2 separate regions of the Homo sapiens genome follow, and region 2 is linked to region 1. A link is a loop called in an ENCODE intact Hi-C map of the cell type or tissue named here. Cell type or tissue: B cell. All regions are shown on one strand. Links, peaks and the distances in the headings refer to the core of each region. The heading gives the core; the rest is flanking DNA.

Region 1 (8,340 bases), core at 166-8,165:
GCAGGAGAATCACTTGAACCCGGGAGGCGGAGGCTGTGGTGAGCAGAGATCGCACCATTGCTCTCCAGCCTGGGCGACAGAGCGAGACTCTGTCTCAAAAAATAAAATAAAAAACTGCAAATACTTGTCAGTTTTGATTTCTAAGCCTCAGCTCTGTGGATATTTGGAGCCAGATTGTCCTCTTGGGTGGAGCCATCTGGGCACTGCAAGGTGCTGAGGAGTGTCTCAGGATCCTGCCTCCATGCCAGGATCACCCCCAGTTGTAACAACCAAAAATGTCTCCAGATGTTGCCAAATGTTTCCTGGAAGGACAGAATCACCCCAGTTGAGAACCACTGAATTCGATGATAAACACAGGCACATTTTTTGCCTATTTAAAGAGTCTGAAAGGCTCTGCTTCATTTAAATTAAGATTCCAAGCTGGATGCGGTGGCTCACGCCTGTAATCCCAGCACTTTGAGAGGCCAAGGCAGGGGAGTCACCTGAGGTCAGGAGTTCGAGACCAGCCTGGCCAAAATGGAGAATCCCTGTCTCTACTAAAAATACAAAAACTATTCAGGCATGGTGGTGCGTGCCTGTAATCCCAGCTACTCAGGAGGCTGAGGCAGGAGAATTACTTAAACCCGGGAGGTGGAGGCTGCAGTGAGCCGAGATCACACCATTGCACTCCAGCCTGGGCCACATAGCGAGACTCTCTCAAAAAAATAAAAATTAAAAATAAAAATAAATTAAGAAACTAGATACTGTCCTAATTACATTTTTATTCCTCCTCTGATCCTCCATGAGTAACTTAGAGAGAGTATATGATATCAATTCCTTTGATAGCGATGTGATTTATCACTCAGTATAAGGCCAAGCTTTGGAAATATTCCCTAAGCATTTAAAAATGCATCTATTTTTAATTATGGTAACATGTATAACATAAAATTTACCTGTAATCCCAGCACTTTGGGAGGCCAATGTGGGTGGATCGCCTGAGGTCAGAAGTTCGAGACCAGCCTGGCCAACATGGCGAAACCCCGTCTCTTCTAAAAATACAAAAATTTACCATTTTAACAATTTTAAGTGTACTCTTCACTGATATGAAGTATATTCACATTGTTGTGCAACCATTACCACCGTCCATCTCCAGAAAGTTTTTCATCTTGCAAAACTGAAACTCTGTGCTCATTAAACACTCACACTCACTCGCCATTCCCTCCTCCCCAGCCCCTGACACCCACCTTTCTCCTTTCTGTCTCTATAAATTTGCTCCATCATTTCCTCATATAAGTGGAATCATAACAGTATTTGCCCTTTTGCAGCTGGCTCATTTCATTTAGAATAATGTCTTCAAGTTTCATCCATGTTGTAGGATATATTAAAACTTCATTCTTCTTCAGGGCGGAATAATATTCCATTATATGGATATACCACATTTTGTTTATGCATTCATCCATCAGTAGACACTGGGGTTGCTTCTGTATCTTGGTTACTGTGAATACTACTCCTATGGCCACAGACGTAACAATATCTGTTCTCATCCCTGCTCTCAATTCTGTTGGGTATGTACATAGAAGTAGAATTGCTGGATCATAGTAATTCTATTCTAATGTTTGGAGGAAGTGCCATACTGTTTTCCATAGCAGCTGCACAATTTACATTCCTACCAGATCCTTAAGTGTTTCTTTTTTTTTTTTTTTTTTTTTTTTTTTGAGATGAAGTCTTGCTCTGTTGCCCAGGATGGAGTGCAATGGTGCCATCTCGGCTCACTGCAAACTCCGCCTCCTGGGTTCAAGCGATTCTCCTGCCTCAGCCTCCCGAGTAGCTGGGATTACAGGCACCTGCCACCACGCCAGGCTAATTTCATATTTTTAGTAGAGACGGGGTTTCACCATGTTGGTCAGGCTTGTCTCAAACTCCTGACCTCAAGTGATCCACCTGCCTCAGCCTCCCAAAGTGCTGGGATTACAGTCATGAGCCACCATGCCGGGCCACTAAGCATTTCTTAATGTGTTTCTTTGTTTGTTTGTTGTTGTTGTTTGTTTGTATGTTTGTTTGAGATGGAGTCTCCCTCTGTCATCCAGGCTGGAGTGCAGTGACTCGATCTCAGCTCACTGCAACCTCCACCTCCCAGGTTCAAGAGATTCTCCTGCCTCAGCCTCCCAAGTAGCTGGTATTACAGGTGCCCGCCACCACACCCTGTGGGCAGCAAGCCACACAGGTGCCGAGGCAAGAGACCGAGGGCACGAGCTGTTCCAGTATAATAAAGAAAATACATAAAATAAGAATACTTATACTAGACATAGATCATGGATATGATTATATATGAATATCATTAATTATTAGTTTGTAGCAATTACTCTTTATTCCAATATTATAATAATCCTTGCTCTACAATCATAACCTAGGAAAAACCAGGCCATACAGAGATAGGAGCTGAAGGGACATGGTGAGAAGTGACCAGTAGATAAGAGTGCGAGCCCTCTGTCACGCCCGGACAGGGCCACTAGAGGGCTCCTTGGTCTAGGGGTAACGCCAGCATCTGGGAAGACGCCCGTTGCCAAGTGGCCCGTGGTCTAGCGGTAGCGTCAGTGCCAAGGGAAAACACGGGCTACTTAGCAGACTCGAGGCCAGGAGTTTAGAGAAGACTCTGCTCCTCCACCTCTTGTGGAGGACCTGACATTAGTCAGGCTCGCCCGCAGTTATCCGGAGGCCTAACTGTCTCCCTGTGATGCTGTGCTTCAGCAGTCACACTCCTGGTCCGCTTTCATGTTCCATACTGTACACCTGGCTCTGCCTTCTAGATAGCAGTAGCAAAATTAGTGAAAGTACTAAAAGTCTCTGATATGATATGCAGAAATAATGGCGTAAGCTGTCTCCTCTCTCTCTCTCTCCGCCTCGGCTGCCAAACAGGGAAGGGCCCCCTGTCCAGTGGACACGTGACTCATGTGACCTTACCTATCATTGGAGATGGCTCACGCTTCTTACCCTGCCTCCTTGTCTTGTATCCAATAAATAACAGTGCAGCCTGGCATTCGGGGCCACTACCGGTCTCTGCGTCTTGGTGGCAGTGGTTCCCCGGGCCCAGCTGTCTTCTTTTATCTCTTTGTCTTGTGTCTTTATTTCTACGATCTCTCATCTCCTCACACACACAGGGAGAAAAACCCACCGACCCTGTGGGGCTGGTCCCTACATACCCTGGCTAATTTTTGTATTTTTAGTAGAGACCGCGTTTCACTATGTTGGCCAGGCTGGTCTCAAACTCCAGACCTCAAGTAGTCCACCTGCCTCGGCCCCTCAAAATGCTGGGATGACAGGCGTGAGCCGCCGCGCCTGGCCACAACAGGACATTTCAGTTCAGATCCACATTCCAAGTGCCATATAGTAACATATGGCTATTGACATGGAATAGCATGGTATTGAGTAGCACAGATTTGGACCATCTGCATTAATTGCAATTCTTCATACATTTTGAATTTTTTGGAGGAATTATTTGCCTCTTCCGTATTTCTGTTTCTCTCCTTCCTTGCCTTGTTTCGGATTTTTGTCTTATTCCCGTTTTTCTTCTGAGTTCAGAAATTATACATTTTATTCCTATACTTTTAGAAATTTTAATTTACATATTTAATCTATCAGAGTCTAACACTTTAAGTCTCTTGTCTGCAAAAAGCCTCCTACTCGGTCTCCCTGTATCCACTGGCTCCCCCTACAGGCCATTCTTCATACAACAGTCAAAGTGAGATGTTTCGTAAACGTTTTCTTCCATAGACAGTTGACGTTTGAACAATGTGGGGTCTTAGGTGCACCAACCCCTGAGCAGTCAAACGGCCACATATAACTTTTGACTCCCCCAAAGCCTAACTCAGCAGACTGTTAACCAGAAGACTTGCTGATAACATAAGCTGTGGATTATCACATACTTTGTATGTTACATGTATTATACACTGTATTCTTACAATAAAGTAAGCTAGAGGAAAGAAACTCTTATTAAGAAAATCATGGCTGGATGCGATGGCTCACGCCTGTAATTCCAATACTTTGGGAGGCCGAGGCAGGCAGATCACTTGAGGCCAGGAGTTCAAGACCAGCCTGGGCAACATGGCAAAACCTCATCTCTATGAAAAATTACAAAAAAAAATAGCCTGGCATGGTGGCATGGGCTTGTAGTCCTAGCTGCTCAGGAGGCTGAGGAGGGAGGATGGCTTGAGCCTGGGAGTTCGAGGCTGCAGTGAGCTATGATGGTGCCACTCCACTCTAGCCTGGGCAACAGAGCAAGACCCTGTCTCCACAGAAAAAAAAAATATCTCCACCTGGGCAACAGAGCAAGATCCTGTCTCCACAAAAAAAGAAAGAAAGAAAAGAAAGAAAGAAAGAAAGAAAGAGAAAGAAAGAAAGAAAGAAAGAAAGAAAGAAAGAAAGAAAGAAAGAAAGAGAAAGAAAGAAATTATCTCCACCAGCCAAATGTGAGAATTTCTGTTGTTTCTCATTCTGCCAAATCTTATTATTTCCCATATTTTATCCAGTTTTATTTAGGCATCACTGGCAAATAAAAGCTGTGTATATTTAAGGTGAGAATGTGATGCTTTGCCGGGCATAGTGGCTCACGCCTGTAATCCCAGCACTTTGGGAGGCCGAGGCGGGTGGATCACGAGGTCAGGAGATCGAGACCATCCTGGCTAACATGGTGAAACCCTGTCTTTACTAAAAATACGAAAAATTAGCCGGGTGTGGTGGCGGGCGCATGTAGTCCTAGCTGCTTGGGAGGCTGAGGCAGGAGAATGGCGTGAACCCAGGAGGCAGAGGTTGCAGCGAGCCGAGATCGTGCCACTGCACTCCAGCCTGGGCAACAGAGCGAGACTCCGTCTCAAAAAAAGGAAAGAAAAAGAAAGAAAGAAAGAAAGAAAGAAAGAAAGAAAGAAAGAAAGAAAGAAAGAAAGAAAGAAAGAAAGAAAGAAAGAAGGAAGGAAATGTGATGCTTTGATACACCTATATGCTAAAATTATCACCACAGTCATATCTCGCTGTGGTTTTAATTTGCATTTCCCTGATGATTAATGACGTTGGGCATGTTTTCACACACCTGTTAGCCATTCGTGTGTCTTCTTTTGAGGAATGCCTATTAAGATCATTCGCCCATTTTTAAATTGAGCTATTTGTTATGTTGCTGTTGAGTTATATGAGCTCTTTATATATTTTAGAGATCTCAACCCCTTATCAGATATATGGCTTACAAATATTTTCTCTCCATCCATACGTTGCCTTTTAATTTCCTTGATTGCTTCCTTTGCTTGGCAGAAGCTCTTTAGTCTGTTGCAATTCCACTTATTTTTGCTTTTGTTCTCTGTGCTTTTGGTGTCAAATCCAAAAAATCATCACCAAGGCTGGGTGTGGGGGCTCACACCTGTAATCCCAGCACTTTGGGAGACCAAGGCAGGCGGATCATGTGGGATGGAGTTCCATGTACCCAGGCTTTTAGGCTGCTGTTCTTTTTTGTTATGTTTTGTTTTGTTTTGTTTTGTTTGTTTGTTTGTTTGTTTGTTTGTTTTTGAGACGGAGTCTTGCTCTGTCGCCCAGGCTGGAGTGCAGTGGTGCGATCTCGGCTCACCTCAAGCTCCACCTCCCAGGTTCATGCCATTCTCCTGCCTTAGCCTCCTGAGTAGCTGGGATTACAGGCGTTCGCCAACACACCTGGCTAATTATTTTGTATTTTTTTAGTAGAGATGGGGTTTCACCATGTTAGCCAGGATAGTCTCAATCTCCTGACTTCGTGTTCGGCCCGCCTCGGCCTCCCAGAGTGCTGGGATTACAGGCGTGAGCCACTGCGCCCAGCCTGGGCTGCTGTTCTAAGCAGGGTTCAGCCTGGTTAATACGTGATGTTCTTCTGTTTGACCCCAATGTTTAAAGGTTTGACTTCTAAAAATCAAACTGCCGGGCCGGGCGCAGTGGCTCACGCCTGCAATCCCAGCACTTTGGGAGGCTGAGGTGGGCGGATCACGAGGTCAGGAGATCGAGACCATCCTGGCTAACATGGTGAAACCCCATCTCTACTAAAAATACAAAAAATTGGCCTGGCGTGGTGGTGGGCGCCTGTAGTCCCAGCTACTCGGGAGGCTGAGGCAGGAGAATGGTGTGAACCCAGGAGGCGGAGCTCTCAGTGAGCCGAGATCGCGCCACTGAACTCCAGCCTGGGCGACAGTGCGAGACTCCCGTCTTAAAAAAAAAAAAAATCAAACTGCCGTGGAAACTACTTTACCCGAAATTTTGGCTCACAGCTGATATGTTTTGGCTCTGTGTCCCCACCATAATCTCATCTCGAATTGTAATCCCCCCATGTCAAGGGAGGGACCTAGAGGGAGGTGATTGGATCATGGGGGCAGTTGCCCCCATGCTGTTCTCATGACAGGATCTGATGGTTTTAAAAGTGGCAGTTCCCCCTGTCTCTCTGTCTCTCTCTCTGTCTCTGTTTCTTCTCCTGCTGCCATGTAAGACATGCCTGGCTTCCCATTCGCCTTCCACCATGATTGTAAGTTTCCTGAGGCCTCCCAGCCATGTGGAACTGTGAGTCAATTAAACCCCCTTTCTTTGTAAATTACACAGTCTCAGGCAATATCTTTATAGCCGTGTGAGGACAGACGAATACAACAGTCTTCATGGGATTACCTATCAGAGCAGACAAAATGCAGCCATGTGAACACGTTCATAGATAGGTGAGTTTGTATTACTATCTCATGACTAGAATTCCTTTTTTTTTTTTTTTTTTGAGATGGAGTCTTGCTCTGTCGCCCAGCCTGGAGTGCAGTGGCATAATCTTGGCTCACTGCGATCTCCACCTCCCAGGTTCAAGCAATTCTCCTGCCTCAGCCTCCCAAGTGGCTGGGACTACAGGCGCCTGACACCACACCTGGCTAATTTTTGTATTTTTAGTAGAGATGGAGTTTCACCGTGTTGGCCAGGCTGGTCTCAAACTCTTGACCTCAGGTGATCTGCCTGCCTCAGCCTCCCAACTAGAATTCCAAAGTAAAAGCTATTGGATCTTTGTTTCTGTGTGTGAGTACATATTTAGATGTGTGTATATGTATGTATATTTATTGTTATATGTTATGCCTACCAATTTGGCTTATAAATAAAAGAGTGCTCATTAATTAAGTCCAAAGTATTTTTCAAGTTTATATGACTTAAGTAAGTCTTTAATGAGCAAGCTTTTTTTTTTTTTTTTTTTGAAATAGAGTCTCATTCTGTCGCCCAGGCTGGAGTGCAGTGGCATGATCTCCACTCACTGCCACCTCCACCTCCTGGGTTCAAGCGATTCTCAAGTCTCAGCCTCCTGAGTGGCTGGGACTGCAGTTGTGTGCAATTATGCCTGGCTAATTTATGTATTTTTTTTTAGTAGAGATGGAGTTTCTCCATGTTGGTCAGGCTGATCTTGAGCTCTTGACCTCAAGTGATCCACCTGCCTCAGCCTCCCAAAGTGCTGGGATTACAGGCATGAGCCACTGTACCTGGCCAACAAGGTGGTTTTTAAATTATTGGTAAAATAGGAATAGAAATGTCTTCAGAATTGTCAGCATACATTTTTCTCTGGGTTTCATATTTGTCTCTTCTAGATATTTTGAGGTATCAGGGTTTGGCATAGAAGGTTATCAAACCATAAACCCAGCCAAAACAAAATGATCTTTTTGTGTTTTTTTTTATATAAGTAAGACTATTTAATGTTATTGGTTTAATGAAAACACCTGAGTCTACTGAGTTATTGGTGAAAATGCCCATGCAGTTAACTTTAAGGTTCTTATTTAGGTGAACATCTGATATTCACAAGTTATAAAAGGGTTAACAAGAAAATAATGTGTAAATAATCTATATAAACTGCTAAAAATAAAGTGTAAATGGGTTAAGTGCTGCAGGTGAACTTATTGTGTAACTTAAAATCTTAAAATTATGTTTAAGAATAATATTTAAAATTATGCTTATTAGATGTCTGGGTCATTTCTAATTAAGGAAGGGTTATGATATGGGGAAATATGTTTCTAAAAATTATGGAAGAGTTCTCATTATAAAATGCTAATATCTGATAGGTAGCTCAGGATTTCTTTCTTCCTAGGTTTTCACTAAAATTTGAGGTTACTAAGGATAAGAATTCTAGTTAATATATAATTCTGCATATAAAATATGCCAAAGAAGAGATGTTCTTATTGAGAAAAAAATTATTATCAAATTCAGAAGTTATCTAAAGGTTAATTCAAATTATGGACTTGAAAAGAAAGGAACCAATAAGTAAAGGAGTGAGATGTGAAGAAAATTATGGATATGAAGATGTATTTTTGGTAAGGAAGGTTATAAAGAAAGAATAATTTTGTCGGG
Region 2 (8,340 bases), core at 162-8,161, 66 kb after region 1:
ATAAGTCTCACGAGATCTGATGGTTTTAAAAACAGGAGTTTTCCTGTGCCTGTAGTCCCAGCTACTCAGGAGGCTGAGGCAGGAGAATCAGTTGAACCTAGGAGGTAGAGGTTGCAGTGAGCTGAGATCACATCACTGCACTCCAGCCTGGGCAACAAGAGTGAAACTCCTCAAAAAGAAAAGAAAAGAAAAGAAAGCTGGGTGCGGTGGCTCACGCCTATAATCCCAGCACTTTGGGAGGCAGAAGCGGGTGGATCATGAGGTCAGGAGATCGAGACCATCCTGGCTAACACAGTGAAACCCCGTCTCTACTAAAAATACAGAAAATTAGCCTGGCATGGTCGTGGGCGCCTGTAGTCCCAGCTACTCAAGAGACTGAGGCAGGAGAACGGCGTGAACCCGGGAGGCAGAGCTTGCAGTGAGCCAAGATCGCACCACTGCACTTCAGACTGGGTGACAGAGCGAGATACCATCTCAAAAAAAAAAAAAAAAAAGAATAGAATAGAATAGAATAGAATAGAATAAAAATATTACTATTAAGCCCTATAGATCAAAAGTTCTTTTCAGGACAAAAAGGCACACAAGCTTGCAATTTCTGTAAACCAGCCAGATCTAGCCCGTGGTCAGTGGTTTCTTCATCAGGAAAAAGTTACTGAAATAAGTCTCTTGCCTAATTAAAGCCATAGTTATGGCTGGTGGTCAGTTAGCATCCAGTGGAGCTGCAAAGTGCTTTAACGTTGCTTATCTAGAGGCAAATGCTTGTTTGGCTGCTTGGGAAAAAGAAAAACTTTGTGGCATTTAGAACATAGTTTACTTCTTTTTTTTAGATGGAGTCTCACTCTGTCATCCAGGCTGGAGTGCAGTGGTGTGATCTCGGCTCACTGCAACCACCGTCTCCCAGGTTCAAGCGATTCTCCTGCCTCAGCCTCCCGAGTAGGTGAGACTATAGGCGCATGCCACCAACCTGGTTAATTTTTTGTATTTTCAGTAGAGATGGGGTTTCCCCATGTTAGCCAGGATGGTTTTGATCTCCTGACCTCATGATCTGCCCACCCCAGCCTCCCAAAGTGCTGGGATGAACATAGTTTACTTTTTAAGTGAAGGAGTGTGTGATTTAACCTTTGCTGGCATGGTCTTAGGTTCTGTTTATAATTTGGTATCTTTTTTTTTTTTTTGAAACACGATCTTGCTCTGTCACGCAGGATGGACTGGAGTGGCACAGTCATAGCTCACTGTAGCCTCGAACTCCCAGGCTCAAGCTATCTTCCCACCTCAGTCTCCCAAATACCTGGTGTAGGAGATTGGTCAGGGTGGTGGGAGAAATTATAGAGTTATAGGAAATAGACACAAACTTTCTTGGAAGGCCGGGTAGTTTGCATCACTTCAGTAAAAGATTTGGCTGGAGGCAGCTGAATTCTCTTAAAAGCTTAGGGCGTAGATACATAGGAATGTAGAGGAATTTATCTAAATAGCTTGTTTACTCATGTGGTCCTAAGACTGACCTTTGGTCATCTGCGGGTGCATGACTGCTCTCTACTCAGGAGGTCAGCAATGTTAATTACCCTCCAGTGGTGTTTACTTGAGACATTTGTCATTTAATCTGTACTAAATAAATGCAAACTTCGCCAGTTTATCGAGGCCAATGCTGTGGACTCAGGCAGCAGAGCCCCTTAGCCACACTGACAGGCAAAATGTCTGTGTCAGTGTACGTCTTTCATCCATCACTGGGTCAGGGTCCACAGATCGGACCTGGCAACCTGATACTACAGGTGCACGCCACCATACCTGGCTTAATTCGCTATCTTATTGTTACAGAAAGCCTGTTCTGTCTTGTGATTTTTATTTGACCATTAATGGTGGTCAGTTTTTGTGTCTAAACCACAAAAAGAAGGTATGCCTGGCCTCCCATCCCATTATGTCTGGGAACTAAGTTTTTAAGGTTTTTTACAGGGGCTTCCCTTGGCCAAGGAGGGATCCATTCTGTCAGTAGCAGTGGGAAGAGGGAGCTTGGGATTTAATTATCAGTTTACATTCCCCCTTTTTTTGGTCATTATATGCCAGATGCAACATCGATGGCCAAACTTCTATTTTGTCCCATATTATTGCTGGGGTGGTGTGTCTGCCTACCCAGGCCCAACATGTCCCTCGGTGGGACCCCATGCCCAAGGGATTTGGAGTCAAAATGTTTATAGCCAACTAAATATTCCAGGCCAGATGGGAATGGCGGTGGGCAGGTTCTCATTAACCCTGGGAACCCTTTAGGTAACATGAGAGCCAAAAATCAAATGCCAAAAGGCGAGGTTATAAAATTGGCATCTATTTAAGTTCTATGCATTGAGCTACTGTAATCTTGGTTGTAGTTACACGCTTGTAGTAATTAGCTATACAAAACATAAGCATTTTCCTAAAACCATTTAAGCTAAGGAATTTAGAGACTTTCAATGTGCTGCAAGGCTTTTTGTAGTCTTTTTAGTAATTCCTCCTAAGGTGGCTGATAAAATTGTTTATATAATTGGCATCATTTTATTACTGGGAGCACTATATCCAGAAGGCTTTGTCACCAGGTGATATTGTTTGGCTGTGTCACCACCCAAATCTCATCTTGAATTCCCACACATTGTGAGAGGTACCTGGTGGGAGGCAATTGAATCATGGGGGCAGGTCTTTCCCATGCTGTTCTCATGATAGTGAATAAGTCTCATGAGATCTGATGGTTTTAAAAACAGGGTTTCCCTGTACAAGCTCTCTTTTTGCCTGCTGCCATCCATGTAAGACGTGACTTGCTCCTTCTTGCCTTCCTTCATGATTGTGAGGCTGCCCCAGACACGTGGAACTGTAAATCCTTTTTCCTGTATAAATTACCCAGAATTGGGTCTGTCTTTACCAGCAGCATGAAAACAGACTAATACACCAGGTATCTGGATATCTTTCCGTAATTTTTGTTTAATTCTATGGAGAGCAAAACTTTTTATGGTTGGGATGGATGGAGAGAGGCAACATAGTAGGCCAAGACACAGTCTTATTTTGGCAGATGTTTGGGCATCTGTGTGCCCATGCTTGAGTAGGAGGGTCTGAAATAATTCTATCCCTCAAATTTGGCCCTTACAATCTCACATGCCCACCTCTTATGTGACAGTCCCTGAGCCTAGAGGGAAGGGGCTTATACAGGTTTAGCAGCAGATCATTAGCAATGAAAGCACATAAGTCCCAGTGAGATTCTAAATAGTTTTTAAATTTCAGAGATATCAGGCCAGGCATGGTGGCTCATGCCTGTAATCCCAGCACATTAGGAGTCCAAGGTGGGAGGATCACTTGAGGTCAGGAGTTCAAGACCTTCCTGGCCAACATGGTGAAACCCCATCTTTACTAAAAACACAAAAAATTAGCTGAGTGTAGTGTCAGGCACCTGTAATCCCAGTTACTTGGGAGGCTAAGGCAGGAGAATCACTGAACCTAGGAGGCAGAAGTTGCAGTGAGCCAAGATTGCACTACTGCACTCCAGCCCAGGTGACAGAGTGAGACTCCATCTCAACAAAAAAAAATTACCGCACAGCAAAAGAAACTACCATCAGAGTGAACAGGCAACCTACAGAATGGGAGAAAATTTTTGCAATCCACCCATCTGACAAAGGGCTAATATCCAGAATCTACAAAGAACTTAAACAAATTTACAAGAAAAAATCAAACAACCTCATCAAAAAGTGGGTGAAGGATATGAACAGACACTTCTCAAAAGAAGACATTTATGCAGCCAACAGACACAAGAAAAAATGCTCATCGTCGCTGGCCATCAGAGAAATGCAAATCAAAACCACAATGGGATACCATCTCACACCAGTTAGGATGGCGATCATTAAAAAGTCAGGAAACAACAGGTGCTGGAGAGGATGTGGAGAAATAGGAACACTTTTACACTGTTGGTGGGACTGTAAACTAGTTCAACCATTGTGGAAGACAGTGTGGCGATTCCTCAAGGATCTAGAACTAGAAATACCATTTGACTCAGCCATCCCATTACTGGGTATATACCCAAAGGATTATAAATCATGCTGCTACAAAGACACATGCACATGTATGTTTATTGCGGCACTATTCACAATAGCAAAGACTTGGAACCAACCCAAATGCCCATCAATGATAGACTGGATAAGAAAACGTGGCACATATACACCATGGAATACTATGCAGCCATAAAAAAGAATGAGTTCATGTCCTTTGTAGGGACATGGATGAAGCTGGAAACCATCATTCTGAGCAAACTATCACAAGGACAGAAAACCAAACACCACATGTTCTCACTCATAGGTGGGAACTGAATAATGAAAACACTCAGACACAGGAAGGGGATCATCACACACCAGGGTCTGTCGTGGGATAGGGGGAGGGGGTAGGGATAGCATTAGGAGATATACCTAATGTAAATGACGAGTTAATGGGTGCAGCACACCAACATGGCACATGTATACATATGTAACAAAACTGCACATTGTGCACATGTACCCTAGAACTTAAAGTATAATAATAAAAGAAAAAGAAAAAAAAAGTTAGCCTGGTATGGTGGTGTGCGCCTGTAATCCCAGTTTCTGGGGAGGCTGAGGCATAAGAATTGCTTGAACCTGGGAGGCAGGGGTTGCAGTGAGCCAAGAGCATGCCAATGCACTCCAGCCTGGGTGACAGAGAGACTCTGTCTCAAAAAAAAAAAAAAAAAAAAAATGAGAGTTGGCTAGGTAAAGGATAGAAAGTATCAAAGAGAGAAAGGAAGGGAGTTCCTGACTGCAGGAACATCACTGGGCAATAGCTGGGAAGTGGGAAGGAGAAGCCAAAGGAGGCTAATGTAGATGAGGAAGAGGGTGGTGCAATATCCTTCTGAAGAACTAGGCAGAGACTTGTTCACTCAAGACCTTACAGGACTCCTGAGGCACCATCTTCATGGTTGGCAGAGAAGTTGAGTCTGTAGACCCTAACAAAATCTGACTGGACCAGGGATCAGTGGCTAGGTCAAAGATTGTCCAATAGGATCACTCCAGTTTGGATGGTAACTAATCCAGCCAATCAGCTCTCCCCTGGCATGCGTTCCACTGTCCATGGTTCTGAAGTATCTTTGCAAAATAAGACTGTTGATCCCAATCAACAGGTTGGCCACATAACTCTGTATTAGTTAGCTACTGCCGTGTAACAAATCATCACAAACTTAGTGGCTTGAAACAACACTCATTCATTATTTTCATGGTGTCTTCATCAGGAATCTGGGCAAGATTTATATGGGTTCTATTCTCAGGGTTATACAATCAAGGAGTTGACCAAGCTGTGTTTTCATCTGGAGTCTGGGGAAGAATTGTGTTCAAACTCATTAGTGTTGTTGGCAGAATTCAGTTCCTTGCAGTGTAGAACTGAGGCCCCTGTTTTTTTAGCTCATTGTTAGCCAGGGATCACTCTGCTCCTAGAAGATGTTCTTGGGTTTTTTTCATGTGGTCCTTACCACCTTTAAAGCCAGCAACGACAGGTCAAATCCTTCTCAAGGTCTGAATCTCTCTGGCTTCTGACTTTCTTGATATTTGACTTCTACATTCAGATTTATAGAGTTTGTGTGATTAACTCAGGCTCACCTAGACAATTTCCCTTTGATAAATTTAAGGCCAATTGAAGAAGTGGCTCAATCTGCAGTGTGGTGCAGTGCTGAGGAGCTGAGGCCATGGCCACCTCAATGCCAGACTGTCCAGTGAGCAGCATGGCCAAAGCCATCAGCCAGAGCAGCCTTGGAGCAGAAGCAGCAGCTGCCAACGTTTGCAAAGCCCAGCTGACCTGGCCTTGGCATTGTCGATGCCACTGAACAAGTTGAAGGAGGAAGACAAAGAGCCCCTCCTTGAGCTCTGGGTCAAGGCTGTCAGTGATGGTGAAAGCACAGGAATCTGCCTTTTTTCCCAGAGATTCCTCATGATTCTTTAGCTCAAAGGAGTTGTCTTCAGTGTCACAACTGTTGATCTGAAAAAGGAAACCTGCAGATCTGCAAAACAAGGCTCCTGGGAACCACCCACCACTTATAACTTTCAACAGTGAAGTCAAATAAGATTGAGGAAGCTCCTGAAGAAGTCTTATGTCCTCCCAAGTACTTAAAGCTTTCACCAAAACACCCAGAATCAAATACTGCTGGAATGGACATCTTTGCCAAATTCTCTGCATAGATCAAGAATTCAAGGCCAGAGGTTAATGAAGCATGAGTGAAGCATCTCTTAAAAACCCTGCAGAAAATGGTGATTATTAAAAAGTCAAGAAACAACAGATGCTGGTGAGGTTGCAGAGAAAAAGAAACGCTTTTACACTGTTGGTGGTAGTGTAAATTAGTTCAACCATTGTGGAAGACAGTGTGGTGATTCCTCAAAGATCTAGAAGCAGGAAAAACATTTGACCTAGCAATCCCATTAGTGGGCATATACCCAAAGGAATATTCATCATTCTGTTATAAAGATACATGCACGCATATGATCACTACAGCACTACTCACAATAGCAAAGACATGGAATCAACCCAAATGTCCACCAATGATAGACTGGATGAAGAAAATGTGGTACATATACACCATGGAATACTATGCAACCATAAAAAGGAACAAGATCATGTCTTTTGCAGGGACATGGATGGAGCTGGAGCAGTTATTCTCAGCAAACTAACACAGGAACAGAAAATCAAATGTCGCATGTTCTCATTTATAACTATGAGCTGAACAATGGACACAGGGAGGAGAACAACACACAGTGGGGCCTGTCAGTGGGGCAAGGAGAGGAAGAGCATCAGGAAGAATAGCTAATGAATGCTGGGCTTAATACCTAGGTGATGGGTTGATCTCCGCAGCAAATCACCATGGCACACATTTACCTATGTAGCAAACCTGCACATCCTGCACATGTACCCTGGTAGCTAAAATAAAAGTTAAAAAAAAAACTGCAAAAACTTATGAATATCTGAATTCTCCTCTCCCTGATGAAATTGATGAAAATAGCATGCAGGACACTAAGTTTTCTACACATAAATTTCTGAATGGCAATAAAATGGCATTAGCTGATTGCCATCTGCTGCCCAAACTGCATATTGTCAAAAAAAAAGTCACAACTTTGATATTCCAAAAGGAATGACTGGCCAGGCACGGTGTTCATGCTTGTAATCCCAGTACTTTGGGAGGCCAAGGTGGGTGGATCACTTGATGTCAGGAGTTCTAGACCAGCCTGGCCAACATGGTGAAACCCATTTCTACTAAAAATACAAAAATTAGCCAGGCTTGGTGATGGGTGCCTGTAATCCCAGCTACTTGGGAGGGTGAGGCAGGAGAATACCTTGAACCCGGGAGGCGGAGGTTGCAGTGAGCCGAGATCATACCACTGCACTCCAGCCTGGGTAATAAAGCGAGACTCCATCTCAAAAATAAATAAATAAATATAGAAAATAAAAAAATATAGAAAAAAAAGGAATGACTGGCATCTGGAGATACCTAACGAATACAAGTAGTAGGGATATGTTCAACAATACCTGTCCCAATGATAAAGAGATTGAAATAGCAGCAGAAACAGTTAATGTAGTAATGTAACCAAAAGACTCACCAAGTAAACTTGCATTTATGACAGAGATGTCTTCGTGTCTTCTCCTTAAAATATGCTTCTCCTAACAGACCACTCCTCTTCCTTTAGAGTAGAAATTGTATTTAGCACGAACATGAGTTATTCAAGGATTAGGATCAAGGACAGACAAGGTATAGAAGTTATCTTAAAAATAAACACTCCTGGCTAGGTGTGATGGCTCATGCCTGTAATTCCTTGGGAGGCCAAGACAGGTGGATCACCTGAGGTCAGGAGTTCAAGAGCAGCCTGGGCAACATGGTAAAACCCCATTTCTAGTAAAAATACAAAAATTAGCAGGGTGTGGTGGCACACGTCTACATCCCAGCTACTTGGGAGGCTGAGGCAGGAGGATCGCTTGAACCCAGGAGGCAGAAGTTGCAGTGAGCCAAGATCATGCCACTGCACTCCAACCCGGGCGATAAACCAAGACTCCATCTCAAAAAAACAAAAACAAAAAAAAAAAAGAAAAAGAAGAAAAAGAAAAGAAAAGAAAAAAGAAACAAACAAAAAAACACTACTGGAGGGTGCAATGGCTCATGCCTATAATCCCAGGACTTTGGGAGGCCAAGACAGGCAGATCAACTGAGGTCAGGAGTTCGAGACCACCCTGGCCAAACATGGCAAAACCCTGTCTCCACTAAAAACACAAAAACTAGCCAGGCGTGGTGGCACATGCCTGTAGTCCCAGCTACTTGGGAGGCTGAGGCATGAGAATCTCTTGAATCTGGGA

The links. A loop is a pair of places that touch in the nucleus more often than their neighbours do. Peaks named below come from ENCODE experiments on the same cell type or tissue, not always from the same donor. Only the 100,000 strongest peaks of a DNase experiment are listed, where the experiment ranks them.
Region 2: a loop joins it to region 1, with 7 times the contacts of the local background. A loop is called at or near these places in 6 of 110 quality-filtered maps.

What each region holds. Positions count from the first base shown.
Region 1 is chr19:6,627,561-6,635,900 of GRCh38, reverse strand. No RefSeq gene overlaps it. Among named protein-coding and RNA genes, the nearest start is that of TNFSF14, 38 kb to the left of the region's middle. RefSeq lists an enhancer at 4,248-4,749. In B cell, for the core only: CTCF peaks have their summits at 2,298, 2,498 (motif pointing right), 3,485 and 3,688 (motif pointing left); DNase peaks (open chromatin) are centred at 2,520, 3,700 and 5,050.
Region 2 is chr19:6,561,358-6,569,697 of GRCh38, reverse strand. It overlaps the pseudogene CLIC4P2. Among named protein-coding and RNA genes, the nearest start is that of CD70, 26 kb to the left of the region's middle. RefSeq lists a silencer at 623-823. In B cell, for the core only: no CTCF peak of the experiment used is centred there; a DNase peak (open chromatin) is centred at 4,987; H3K27me3 peaks cover 773 bases.